Linked DNA regions of Homo sapiens: region 1 is linked to region 2. A link is a contact called in ENCODE Hi-C data. All regions are on one chromosome and are shown on one strand. The core of a region is the stretch at or near the end of the contact, and the rest is flanking DNA. Distances in the headings are between cores, read along the strand shown. Region 1 overlaps ARHGEF6 (Rac/Cdc42 guanine nucleotide exchange factor 6). Region 2 holds the start of FHL1 (four and a half LIM domains 1).

The links. Hi-C counts contacts between places; a loop is a spot of excess contacts on that map. Pooled maps may share reads with other maps.
Region 1: a pooled map of psoas muscle shows a loop between it and region 2 (2.5-fold over the local background). The contact joins the enhancer-like site here to the promoter of FHL1 in region 2. A Hi-C loop is called at or near these places in 1 of 168 maps with a recorded cell type or tissue (gastrocnemius medialis) and 2 of 50 pooled maps.

What each region holds. Positions count from the first base shown.
Region 1 is chrX:136,752,695-136,759,531 of GRCh38, reverse strand. All of the region lies in intron 2 of ARHGEF6 (Rac/Cdc42 guanine nucleotide exchange factor 6), which reads left to right. Among named protein-coding and RNA genes, the nearest start is that of ARHGEF6, 25 kb to the left of the region's middle. Within about 2 kb of position 4,756, at least 6 of the 41 ENCODE cell types and tissues checked have a DNase peak (open chromatin) inside an H3K27ac peak, as active enhancers do; they include gastrocnemius medialis, where a contact is called at or near this core.
Region 2 is chrX:136,192,148-136,198,961 of GRCh38, reverse strand. FHL1 (four and a half LIM domains 1) reads right to left here and starts at 1,915. Exons shown (of 6, transcript NM_001159699.2): 1 at 1,828-1,915. The coding sequence starts at 1,849.

The sequences.
Region 1 (6,837 bases), core at 3,507-6,006, 560 kb before region 2:
CAGCCTCCCAAGTAGCTGGGATTACAGTCATGTGCCACTATGTCCGGCTAATTTTTTGTATTTTTAGTTTCACTATGTCGCTCAGGCTGGTCTTGAACTCTTGATCTCAAGTGATCCGCCCCCCTCGGCCTCCCAAAGTGCTGGGATTACAGGTGTGAGCCACCGCGCCAGCCTTAAGAGGCATCTTTAAGGTGTCAAACTCTTAACATCATTTATGAAAAGCCCTGCCTGTGAAGCAGGCCTGAACACTAATTTGTATGTTCTTCATGAGGAGGTCTCCAGCAAAAGAGAGGTATGTACTAATAATTTCTGAGAAATGTATGCAGATCAGGAGACTGCAGTCTTTCACTAACAAAAGAAGTTTAACAACTTTTTTGTGAGAATATACATTGTGATAGTGGAAATAAGCGTTTACACTGTTTGTATAACCACTTTGCATTCTCTGAAGAAGGATTGGTATTTGGGAGTGTGTTGTGTATTGGGGCAAATCTTGATTTGAGATTAAAAAATCACCTTCAAGTAGAGACAACAGAATAGAAAATGGTTTTAGGGCTAATGTACCTGTGGGTGACTTCATTTGCCAGATTTTATATAGGGTTCTTTTTATTTCTCATCTTAAAACAAATTTATGTATTACTGCCTGGCATAGACACCAGGTGTTCAACAAATATTTGTTGAATGGATAATGAATGGGTATTTGAATGGAAATGAACTTCTAAAATTTCATTTTAGATAGCTTGTGTATTTAAGAGTCTACATGTAGATGGTCAGGAGTTGACTTTTATTCATAAAAATGACTCTTTAATGGGTAAAAATGAGGACAGAAAGAAAGCTGGGTTTCCCCTAAGATAACATTACTTTATGCCAAGCTAGGGTACTTGTTTCAAGTTTTTTAAAAATTAAAAAAAAGAAAATTAAAGGTGTGAGATACTAGCTCCTGTGATGTCATATGGAAGCCTTTTTCTACTTTTCCAGTCTCTAGGCTACTTCTTATTTCTTCTATTACCGAAACTCTCTTGCTTTCACTGGGCTTTCAAGGTGTGAGCTCTTCATGTGAGGATTCTCTGACTGTGATTTTCTCCAAAGTGATCTCAGGCAGTAACTTCATTTCTTTTCGGTGAGGTAAATGCTTTGTCAGCATTTTAAAATCATATTCTTAAAAAAAAAATAATTTATTTTTGGCCGGGCGCAGTGGCTCACGCCTGTTAATCCCAGCACTTTCGGAGGCCGAGGCGGGCGGATCACGAGGTCAGGAGATCCAGACCATCCTGGCTAACACGGTGAGACCTCGTCTCTACTAAAAATACAAAAAAATTAGCCGGGCGTGGTGGCACGTGCCTGTAGTCCCAGCTACTCAGGAGGCTGAGGCAGGAGAATGGCGTGAACCCAGGAGGCGGAGCTTGTAGTGAGCCGAGATGGCGCCACTGCACTCCAGCCTGGGCGACAGAGCGAGACTCCGTCCCAAAAAAAAAAAAAAAAAAAAAAAAAAAAAAAAAAAAAGAATTTATTTTTAGCAGGTGATGGAAAATATATGAGCCTTGATTTATCAAATTCTACTTTAAAAAATTTGCCTTTTCCTCCTCTCTTTCCTTCTCGGAAAGGCATGCCCAAAGGGCAGGTGCTTCTGGTGGAAGACATACCTGTTTGAATTTTAGACTGGGAGAGAAAACTGACACTTAGCAAGAACTTGTCCAATGTCTGTAAAGTGAGCACCATGCCTGGCACTGTGGGCTCCTGCCTATTGGACAGAGGCAGCATGTATGTGTGAAAGAGTGGAATTTAACAGCATTTAGCAGTGTATGGTTAGGTGTCCAAGTTAGTGGTTCCAGAATCTAGAGCCTAAATGCAAGAGGAATTCAGAAATAGGGAAGCCTGTTGTGTACTGAGGCGTAGTGTTTGGGGAAAACACCATGGAAGGGAGTGATTTGGATTGGGCCCTGAAGGATAGCTAGCATTCAGATGATTGAGGGAACTTTCTGAAGGAGAAGTATAAATGTCAGAGAGAGGCACAGTGAAGAAAGAAGATTCTGGAGCATATAAGGAGATGATGGTGAGAAACGATGGGCCTGCTAAGGTCTACCTTAGAGATGCTTGAGAAGAAATTATTTTAAATTTATTTATTATTACTATTTTTTGAGATGGCATCTTGCTCTGTCATCCAGGCTAGAGTGCGACAGGCTAGAGCGTGACAGGCTAGATTGCCGAGGCTAGTGGCGCGATCTCAACTCACTGCAACCTCCGCCTCCTGGTTTCAAGCGATTGTCCTGCCTCAGCCTCCCCACTAGCTGGGATTACAGGCGTGTGCCACCACATCTGGTTAATTTTTGTATTTTTAGTAGAGACGGCCATGTTGGCCAGGCTGGCCTTAAACTCCTGACCTCAAGTGATTAGCCCACCTCAGCCTCCCAAAGTGCTGGGACTACAGACATGAACCACTGCGCCTGGCCTTGAGAAGTAATTTGAATGCTAGTCTGAAGAGGGTGGACTTGATCTTGGGTTATATTAGGCTTTTTATTGGATGCCTTTGCTGTGTTTTGAGAGACATGAGTGCTAACTAAAAGCACCATTTCTGATGTCTGTGAGATCTGAGCTCCTGAATGCCCACCTAACAGTGTTTGGATTGTTTCCTAAGTGCAAATCCTGTTTGGAGTAAGTTGGAGCAGGATTCACTAATTAATTTATGTCTGTTAGGCATTGATGAGTGTCTCTGAAAATGACATACTTTTCAAAAAGTGAATCACACAGATATATAAATGGGAAGAGCCAAAAGTCTTTGCCAAATGAATGGCTGAAGGTAATCTCTAAGTAAAGAGAGAAAATAATAATAACTTTGGCACAGCATCCTTTCCTCCAAGTTTAGCAGGTGTTAGGAGGATTTTGGGCATGTGAATTGTAGTCTTTCCAATTACACGTTACCCCTTCTTGCTGCTGGTGAGTTGCTTTGCCGTGTCCCATTGTGCTCTGGCTGTGAGTTGGAGCTAGTTTTAGAGCATAGGCATGAACAGGGGAGGGTGGCTTGTAGTGTTTGCCATTTATTCAGTTTTACAACAAAAACGGTTGAAAATATAACCAATTCCAGAAAAAGCAGTAAAATCCCACAGTTCTTTGCAACTTCTCTTCTCTATGATAATGAGGTCATGGTGCTTTGTGATGGCATTTAGAGGAACCTCTATTACCTGGGACAGGCAAGCAGTTGCAGATGTTGCCCACACTCAGCACACAACTTAAAAAATTAACAACCGTAGAGTCTGAAGCACCTTTGGTCACCTCGTGGTCACAGAGCTTAATTTTGCTGATGAGCACAGGTACATCTAATTTTAGATGTTACATGTTTCCTGGAAAATTGCGTGGAGATTGTTTTTTTTCTTTCCTAAGTGATATCTCTTTCTGAGTTTATTATACTTTCTGCAATACTTTTTCTTCAAGTATGATTAATCATCTATTGATGAGAACAGCTAAACTCTCATTAATTAACCAAATATCTATTGAGTGCCTACTGCGTGACAGGCACTCTTCTAGACACTGAGGATCCAGAAGTGAAAAAAAAATTGACATCATGGGGCTTACGTTCTAGGCATAATTTACCTTTATAAGTCTCTCTGACAGAGCATCCTGTCAATCAACCAATGAATGGTTATTTATCAAGTATTTCGTGTATGTTGAATATTGGGGCCAGGTCTGTGGGGGAATGCGGACTTCAAAGAGCCTACCTTTTAATAGGAAATTCAGGACTAATCTCAGTACCTGCATAATGAATAAAGAATATTGGGCTGATAGACCACTGACAGCTTAAATTTACAACATCTCTACAGACTATAAAGCTGTAGCTGTTTGGAAAAAAGAAACATGAAGGTAGGTCAGTGAGGACATTATGGATAGCAACAGGTGATACTTGGAAGGGCTGCTGCTGAAGGCGACTAGCAGTGGCTCTTTTGTTTCATGGCCCTCGTTTCTCCCTAGTCTTTGTGTGGGGCTATTTACCACCAGTCTCTGCTGTAAATTCTGGTAGGCTCTGGGGCTCCTACCCTAAATCTTAGTAGCTGCTAGGAAAGCAGGGACCAAGGGAGCCTTCTCTCCATAGGTGAGGCTCCTCTCTAACTGCCTGGATTGTTAAACAGGCACGGAGGAGCTGCTGACTACTGAAATTTCTGAGGGTATTCTCACGGACTTCATATATTTACCTTGATTCTCTCATCACTAAGAGTTCTAAAATAAATAGTACCCTGAATGTCTAGGGCATTTGTTCATCTTTTATATGAAGGGACAAGGAAAAAGCATAAAGGATGTTGGACATTGATTTGGGAACACATGTCTGGCCACTCTTCAATGTAAAAACAAATTATTTTCCAAAAGTTCATTTTTAAGTGATTATTAGGGACACAGAAAACATTTTCCCATAGAAACAAGGCTCAACACGGTGATTATGTTTTCTGGCTGGCCCACAACAGCCTGTTGAATACTTAATGTGGCTGAACTATAGAACTCACAGAGGCTAAGTGGCAGGTGTGATGCTGTTTCTGGGAAAATGTGTTCCGCATTCCAATTTGGAACACTAGGGAGTCAGTCCCTGTTTCTAAAGGGGTGGGAGTGGGGGCATTGGGGAAGACACCCTCATGTCTGGCACACAGATGCTCCAGCAGCTGAGAGATCACCCATCCACCCCACACCGCAAAACTGGCAACCAGTGTGCTTTTGCAAAGGCTCTGGTGACAGGAGCACAGGAGGAGGGGTGGGAGCCCGCCAAGCCACAATGGCTGGCTGACTGTGAGGCAGCTGAGTCTAGGCCTCCTGCTTCCTGTCCTTGGCTTGGCAAGGGCTATTGACAAGAGATATTTCATTTTTCCCTTTCCTTCATGCCTACTCTCTTTTTGGTGAGATTATTCAAAACCAGTTGTTCCTTCTTCTTTTTTCTTTTTCTTTTCTTTTCTTTCGTTGTTTTTTTTTTTTTTGAGGCGGGGTTTCGCTGTTGCCCAGGCTGGAGTGCAGTGGTGCAATCTCAGCTCGCTGCAACCTCCGCCTCCCAGATTCAAGCCATTCTTCTACCTCAGCCTCCTGAGTAGCTGGGATTACAGGTGCCCACCACTGCACCTGGCTAATTTTTGTATTTTTAGAAGAGATGGGTTTCACTATGCTGGCCAGTCTGGTCTCGAACTCCTGGACTCAAGTGATCCACCTACCTCGGCCTCCCAAGGTGCTGGGATTACAGGTGTGAGCCATTGTGCCCAGCCATCAGTTGTTCTCTTTTGCTCTCCCTTTATTTAATCCTGTGACTGGCCCCACTAAGATGCCTATATTGTTCTTCATTCATTCCCCTCTTACCTGAACACTTAATACTCAACTAAAGTCTCTGTTATAGAGAAAGGGGTTCTCCCCTATAGGAGTGCTAACAAGGAAGAATGGGAGTCCTATGGTGATGCTGAGGTAGCCGTCAGGGAATGAGATTTGTGACTTAATGAAGAGTGAGGGAGAAAGCTCAGATCTTGGCTTCTGTCATAGGAGCTCCATGGAGCTGAACTTCCTGGCTCTAGATTCTATGAGGTTCGAGTAATCTAGGAGTCCATATTAGTTATGTAAAGTGACTTTATAGAAATCCACAGAGCCAAAAAGAAAACATAGAGAGTTAAAGCTGTCCATGATCACAGTCCAAATGCCACGATGCAGTGGCAGCAAGATAAAGCCAGAATTTATAAATAGGTCATTTAAAAATGACATTTTGAAAAATCAGCTTGTAAACAGGTTGTAAGCATGTTAGGCTGCAATACCCTAGACTCTCTTTGCTCTGATTCTGTAGTACTCAACACATTTCTCATTATAATTTAGCTCACCAGAGAGATTTCTCTATTGGGAGAGAGTGCCCTGGCCAGAAAATGGGAGTATTTAATCTTCTTAGTGCTTCATTTATTTTTAGTAAAAATTAAGAAATTGGCCTTTTGGTTTATGCATTGGCCTTTTATGAGCTTGGCTAGTGTGAGTCCATTCTCAAGAGCCTTGAGAACTGAAGACCTGATTCTGGGCCTTGGGGACCCAGCCAAGATGCTGCCTTTAAAAGCTCCTATTTAGATGATGGACCACAAGACCTCTCACTGAGCTCCTTTGCTCAAAGACACTTTCCAGATGGGAAATGGAGCCTCATAAAGGTAGTGTTGCTTTCCTAAGGTCCTCACAACTGCTCAATAGTGACAAAGCTGAGATTGGAGTCAAAGTCTTCTGACTCTCACATCAGTGCTCTTTCCAATACACTGTATGTTGTTTCAGCTACAGGCACAAATTAGATCTTGGAGAGAAAGGGAGGAAATAAAAGTTGAGAGCAAGATTTGCTCCCTTAAGTTTGGTCCATATCAAATAGGAACAGCTATTATTTAAAACCAGGCAGAGTAGAAATGCCATCCACTATATTCTAGTAAGTGGAATACCAGTGGGTAATGAATCCAATTTCTGAGCTAAGAGCATTATTTGTTGCTGACTTTGTGACTGCTTTTAGTAGGAGCTATGTGCACACATCCCAGATCACGTTCACAGGGCCAGGAGCGGTACCACCCAGTGAAATATGACTAAGCAGCTCAGATTTGCTTGCTCTGTTGCACTATGTAATGACATTTCCACCAAAGTTCAGGGGTTAACAGAGGCAGTGTGCTCAGCTGTGAGAATTAAAGAATGTGATTCAAGATGAGCTAAGTTAATTTAAGATTTTGTTCAATAAGAGCAATAAGAACAAGGAAGAGCTGGAATGTTCCTAAATATTTGGAATCTTTTTTAAAAAACAGGCTTGAAATATAAGCTATATGTCCTTGTGGTCCCAATGTATCACTTGCTTTTCAGTTGATTAGACTTTTAACT
Region 2 (6,814 bases), core at 666-3,165:
CTTTCCTCTCATCCTACCCTCTCATTTTCCATCCCTGCCCTGAGAAAAGACTGGCGGGCTTGTGCGGCCCACTGAGCAGCAGCTGGTGAAGGGAATCGATGGCTGTGTAATATGGCAAGTGACCTGATCCCCCTCCACACCCCAAACCTGGTTTTCGACTTGAAAGGCCAAAGGCTAAAGAAATTGAATCTACATAATTTTGCAGACAGAAAGTCTTCAATGTCAAGAGTATACATTGTTTTTGTCCTTGAAATGTCCTCTCAGTATATGGATAGTCACTAAAAATGGATTTGGATCCAATTATCCTAGCTTCTATTTTGCCCATACTGAGCCCGTTTCAGGGCAACACTGATTTTCTATGAGGACTTCTCTGTCTCATGGACTGATTCTTCTCTGCTTTCATGAATCTATTAACCTAATGCAATACAAAATGCAATTTCCTGAATTCAAAAATCATCTAAAAGGTATAAATAATTGGTCCCATTTAGCCACAGTTATTAGAGCCTCCAGACTTACATACACAAGAACGACATAAGAATTTGGTGCAATTTAAAACCCAAGGTTGGGTATGCTATAAACTTTCTGTCACTATTTAAACTTTTAAACTTTCTGTCACTATTCTGTCACTTAATTAGTAAACAAAATGAGAGTTATTCTACCAGGTAACATGCATTTAAGGTTCATCAGGACAACTAGCACAGCTGACTAGTTTGCCTACACCCAGAGAATGTGTATCTTGGCTGATAACCACAATCTCAAGCATTTGGTACCATGTTTGTGAAACAGCTCCTGAGGGTTGGAAAAAAAAAAAAACCAGACAACTTTTGAACACTTGGGAACAGGGAAGACATTACATATTAATTCATTAAGGTAGGGCATTCCATTGCAGCATATTTAAAACCCCAAAAAGAGAAATTTCCTAAAGTATTTCCATTGTTTAAATATTGACAGGCAATGAGTTTTAAAAAATGATTTTTCAAAAAAAAAAAAAAACATAGATAATGACATCCCTTAATCTGAAAGCTGGGAGACAGGATGAAGTGCCTTCTTTATATCTAACCGTCTGACTTTACCAGCCCCAAGAAAGGGAACCGTTACTTAGGCAGAGGGCCACAGGGCCACAGCCACCCTCCTGGCTTCAAATAACTGGGCTTTTGGCCCCTCAGCCCCTAGTTCATAGATTTCTTGTCGATGGCCAAAGGGCTTCCTTAATTGTAAGGTTACAAAACCAGAAGAAAATGCTCATGTCCCAAGGAGTCCAAAATGTGCCCCTTTTTCTGCTAAAAACAATTAATAACATACTTAGCATATCAAAAGGAACATAGCTGTTACTTCGGGAAGATTTAAAACATTGTCAGCAAAAGGGAAGATGTGCTAGGTCATTATGGACTTTCTTAGTTACAAATGTTCCTCCTTTCAGCTCCACATTCGATTTACCTTCTCCAAACACCTTGGATGTAAAGCACTGTCAAGATGAAGAATTGTATCTTATAAAAAAGAAAGCCAAAAATTCCTAACCAGAAAAACCTTTCCTCCCACAATCTCTTATAGTTTCATGAGATGTCCTGAAAAAGGTAAAAATATAGTGGTAACATGTTTATATACTTCTTTTTAAAATAAATCACTCAAACTGTTCATTGTACTTGAACAATATTTTGTCTTTGAAATAGCATGAAAGGCAAAGGCAAAACAGAGACAAGCTATAATTTATTTACTATTCAGACAAGACTAAAATCATTTCATCAAAAACCATCTTTTAGCCCAATGACGGATTCACTGCCCTAACAAAACTGTGCTCAATATAAGATAAAGAGCATGAAGTTTTACCTGAGTGTCTATGGGAAGCCATGGCTCAGAGACCAAGTTCAGGAGCAGCACCTAGACCAGTCTTCCCTCAACCCCAGCTGATAAGGCTGTGGCTCATTTGTGAACATACATTTAAGGGGAAGCGGCTAACACAAAAATAACCGAGAGCAGATGTCCCACCCCTCCCCAGAGATCACAACCTTAATCCCACTAGAAAATTCTTAACCATTTTAGGTGATCCAAGGGAGAAGAATAGGACCCAGTAAAAATACCAAACGCTACATATAAATACCTGCGGGGCTACTCAGCATCCAAATTAGCTCCAGAGCCAGAGAGGCCACATAGAAAGTCATCCCTGTACCGGAATAAAATTTGGACTCGGCTCTGGCATAGCTTAACGCTGAGCCAACCTTATTAATCCACTTTATATGCCTCAAGAGCTTGCATTTGGCCCTGTAAATAATACATTTTTGTGCTGTTAATGATAAAAGTAACTCTAAGAGATAGACTTATGTTACCAGTGTAACTCAAGGAGATTAGACAGTATGAATATAGAGATTAAGGGGATTATAGATGTTGTCACTCTATGTCCTCCTTAGTATGTTCCAGAGATCAGCAGATTACTGTACAGGAAAGGAGAGTGATCGTAATCTCCCCACCTCCTTAACGGCAGACAGCACAGAACAAGATGGGGAGACTATGCCTATCCCCATCACACACACAATGAAGACATTTTGTCTCACAAACTCAACCTCTTGTTTTTCAGCATCAGGGACAATAAAAGGAAAAACATGAATGAAAATGAAGACATCAACCTAAAATGTTGTAATAGCTCAACAGGCCATCAGATGTCTGGGGGCTGGCTATTAGGAGCATGTTCTAGGAAAAGAAAGCCCCCAAGTCCCTCCAGGACCTTCTTCCACATTCCTTCTCTGGCCTTACCCTTAGCCCCCTTTCCCTCACTCCCACCTCACTGGCCTCCTCACTGTCCCCTGTGCCCAGAGTCATGGTTGTTCCTTTCCCTACTTCAAGTCTGCTGGTATTGCACTGATTTCTCTCCTTGCTGTCTGATCTCCTGCTTTGCTCCATGAAGGCAGGGATTTAGTACTGGAGCTCACTGCAGTGGCCCCAGAGCCTAGAACACTGCCCAGCTCCCAGGAGGCTCTCAATAACTATTCCTTGAAAGAATGAACTAAATAACTGAAAAATCCATCAAGCCTCCAAAACATAGTCCCACCTGCAATCCTGAAAGTGGTTTTGGCCACTCAACTTCAAGGAAGGCAGCTGACCTTCTCGCTGGTACAGACACCTTTATAGCCACTGTCTTGTTTAAGTGGTTTTGGCCCTATTCACACATCTCCCCTACCAGGTTGAGGGCCAGGGCAGTGCTTTGCTTGTCTTCATGTTCCTATAGCACACAGTAGGTGAGCAGTAAATGCTCCATGAATAAATGAATGAATGAGTTCCCCAATTCTTACGATCTTCAAATGTTTAAGGAAAAGTTATTCTAAAAGACAACTGACATCAGTAACTCCCAGTTAGCTAGAAAATGACACAATAAAAGCCAGGTTGTTACGAGTAAATTTATTACATGTTAGAGGAAAAAAATAAGCCTGGGAAAAGAAGAGAAGCTACACTGTGCTCTGGCTCCACGCCTTTCTAGTCTCTTTCTCATCCAGCCTGATTAAATTATGGTGCGGAGATTAGCCAGTTGTAACAACACCACACCCCTAAAATAAACTGAAACTTTTCACCTAGAGGAAATTCTCTTACTTTATTAGATGATTAACCTTAATGAACCCTGAATTTTTTATTTTAGCAAGTTATATTTTTAGGAAGAGCCCATGTATGTTGAAATGCCTCTCTTGCAGCGCTGTGAACAATAGGCTTGGTGTGCCAAATACTTTCCTTTAGGAAGTCAATTCCTGTTTCAAGCTATGCATCAGGAAGTGTCTTCTTTTAGGCAAGTATGGTAGTTCTTTAGGTTTCTGATCATTTTGAAAAGTGACAACAGAATATGGATAGACAGCTTTATGAAAGTATCAAAAAACAAATCTGTTTTGCCTAAAATACAAGAGAAAATTCAAAGACAAGAGAATCACTTTTTGACCACCATGAATTAGTCAACTATGACCAGCCAGGATGGACTGGGAGCTTGGGCCTGCAACAATAGCATTTATTCCAGTTACTTCCATTTGCATCAACCAGGTAACTGTGCCCTCCTAAAAACTTCATGAAGCATGACCACTACCTGCTCTGACATCTGGCCCTACTGCAGATGTCCTCAAGCCACAGAATTAGACCTTCCACAAAACCAAGACAGAAACAGCCCCTTGCATGATGAGAAACAATTTCTTAGGAAGAATAGTTGGTAACTTTGTCCTGTCTTGGATCAGTGGCTCAGAACCCTTGCTGGCTATTTCACAGGTACCTGGAGTCACGGGTTTCATTGGCATATTAGTCAATCTTGTTATATATTAACAGTATGATGTTTAATAATATCTTTAAGAATCACTGTACTGTTTACAACGCACCTTTATATACTATTGGTGGAGTTGGCTGGTGTTTGGGAGCAACTCTCTTTGGTGTATGATGGTTACATTTCAGGCCTTCTAGTCTCACACTCTAGCAGTATCCGGACGCTTTTTTCAGTGAGTGCTAGGTATCAAACTCCCTGTTTCCCTTCCATGTGACCCTCTGCGAATCATTTACTTCAGGGTTTATCTACACATCCTTATGGTCCTACTATCTGCAGATACATTATGACCTATTATTGGGTTAACCTGTAGATAATGCCGCCCCAGCCATTGCTTTATTGTATATGACAAGCATTTATTGGACAGATGCCCTACTATGTGGTGCAAGGTATTTTACTGGTCACAAAGAATAAAATACAGTCCTTACTTTCAAGTGTAACAAGATAAATATGCAAATGACTACTATGCAAGGCAGAGCCTTACAAGTATTACAAGAAAGGTATAAAGTGTTACTGACATTTATCACAGGGAGAGATCACATCTGGTTTGGAGATGAGAAAAGACTTGATGGATGTCACGGCATTTGACCTGGTCCCTGAAGAATGATTAAGACTTTGGCATGCAGACAAGGGGGAGGGAGTGTTCCAAGAAAATGGTACCATGTCACCTAAGGTATGAGAAAAACACAGGACGTGTTCAAGAAGCAGGATGCAGCTGGGGGGGGTTGGGGTGTGACAGAAGCACAAGATAAGGAAGTAGTAGGACCGAAAGCTAGAGAGGAGGGAAAGCCACACACGGAGGATCTTTCTGCAACTGGTGCAAGGGGAGAATGAGATGGAGTCATGCAAGCAGTGATAAGAAGAGCAGATCTCAGAGAAGAGAGGAGGCAGGGAAGACAGCACAGGGTAATGCAATTGTCCACTGAGATGCAAGGAAAGACTGAAAGAATGAGAGGCAGGGGCAATGGGCATGGAAAGGAAAAACTAGATATAAGGGACACTGTGACAGGGCTACAAGAACTGAAAGAAGGGGAAGGAGCCAAGGATCTCTCTGAGGTTGTGACTCTGGGTGACTGGGAAAATAATGGGGAATATGGGAGGCAGAGCTGGTGTAGGGAAGAATGGCACTTTATTTTAGACTTCACAATGAGTTTCTTCTGAGATGTCAATAATGAACCCCCTTTAATGGGATCCCAGTTATCAAGGAGCGAGAGAGAACAGTAAGATTACAGTAGAATCACGTTTGTGGGATTTCTCACACTGCAATCTAATCCTAGCCTCTCTACCTCAGAAACACCACTGGGAGGATCAAACTTCAAAAGTTCAAAGTGGTGCAACCGAAGAATCAAACACGGCAAATTCAGTGACCCACTTAGCCCACATTTCAGGACTTCCTCATTCACAGCTTGACTTGTGGTCACCCTTCTCCCTTTACTAGATTTTTCTTTTCCTGAAGAAATTTCCAAATGGTTAAAAACTTATTCAGACAATTACTGGCCATTAGTCATGGCCAGGGGCAAGAGGCTGATAACAAACTGTAATGGAGTCTTTGTGGATTTCTCCGTGGTTTCATGTCCAGTTGTTTTTTTTTTTTTTTACATGACTCTTCTTTCCCTCATATCTACTACTAATAAATTAATAGACTGCAAGTTTTTTTCTCAATATAATTTTGTCAGGCTACTTAATCCCTCTGCCAACAATTTCTCCTGAGTGAGTCCAACTGCAAGATTAAGGCAACTAGTCATGCACTATGATATGATGTGATTCAATGTTGAGCTCTCCAGAGTATTTCTTGTCCTATGTACTCTTGCCAGAAAAAAGCTCAGAACAGCTTCAGCCATCTCATGTTCCTGTCAATCTTTAAGGTGGGAAGAGTACTTTTTCCTACTGACACGTCCAATTTTGCAAAGTCACTGCTTAAATGTCACAATTCATGGCATACCCATCAGAGAGTAAAATGAAGGAGCACCCCTGGAACCCCAAGAGGGGGGATTTGGTCATGTAAGGTCCTAATGAAAACAAACCTGAAATTCAGCCTCCCCAAAGGGTCTCTGAATCTCAGAGAAAAGGAAAAGGTATGAAAGAAGACCTGTAACAAATGAGAAGATACATGAAATAAAGGACACTGTAAACAGCAAAGCACCTGGAAAATGCTAATTAACTCCACTGAAGACCTGTTCATTTCACAGTTGACCAGGGCTTAGAATTTTCCTTATAATATTCACAGAGAGATTACGAAGCATGAGCCATGGCCCCTGTCTTTTGATTTTTGGTAATGTCATGATCAGTAACAGTTTTAAATGTCTCTTGTCCCCAAAGTCTGTGCCCTTCCTGTGTTACTACTAGACTTTTACCAAGAGGTAGGAACTATCCTAACCACATCCTACAGATACTTTATGGGCCTATAACCAGAAATCACTATCAGGAAAACACCGAACAAATGACTTTCAGAGCATGCCTAGGATGATATTTTTCAAAAAACAGAAGTGGCAAAAAAGTAAAAGAAGTAAAGAAAACAGAAACAAGAAAATG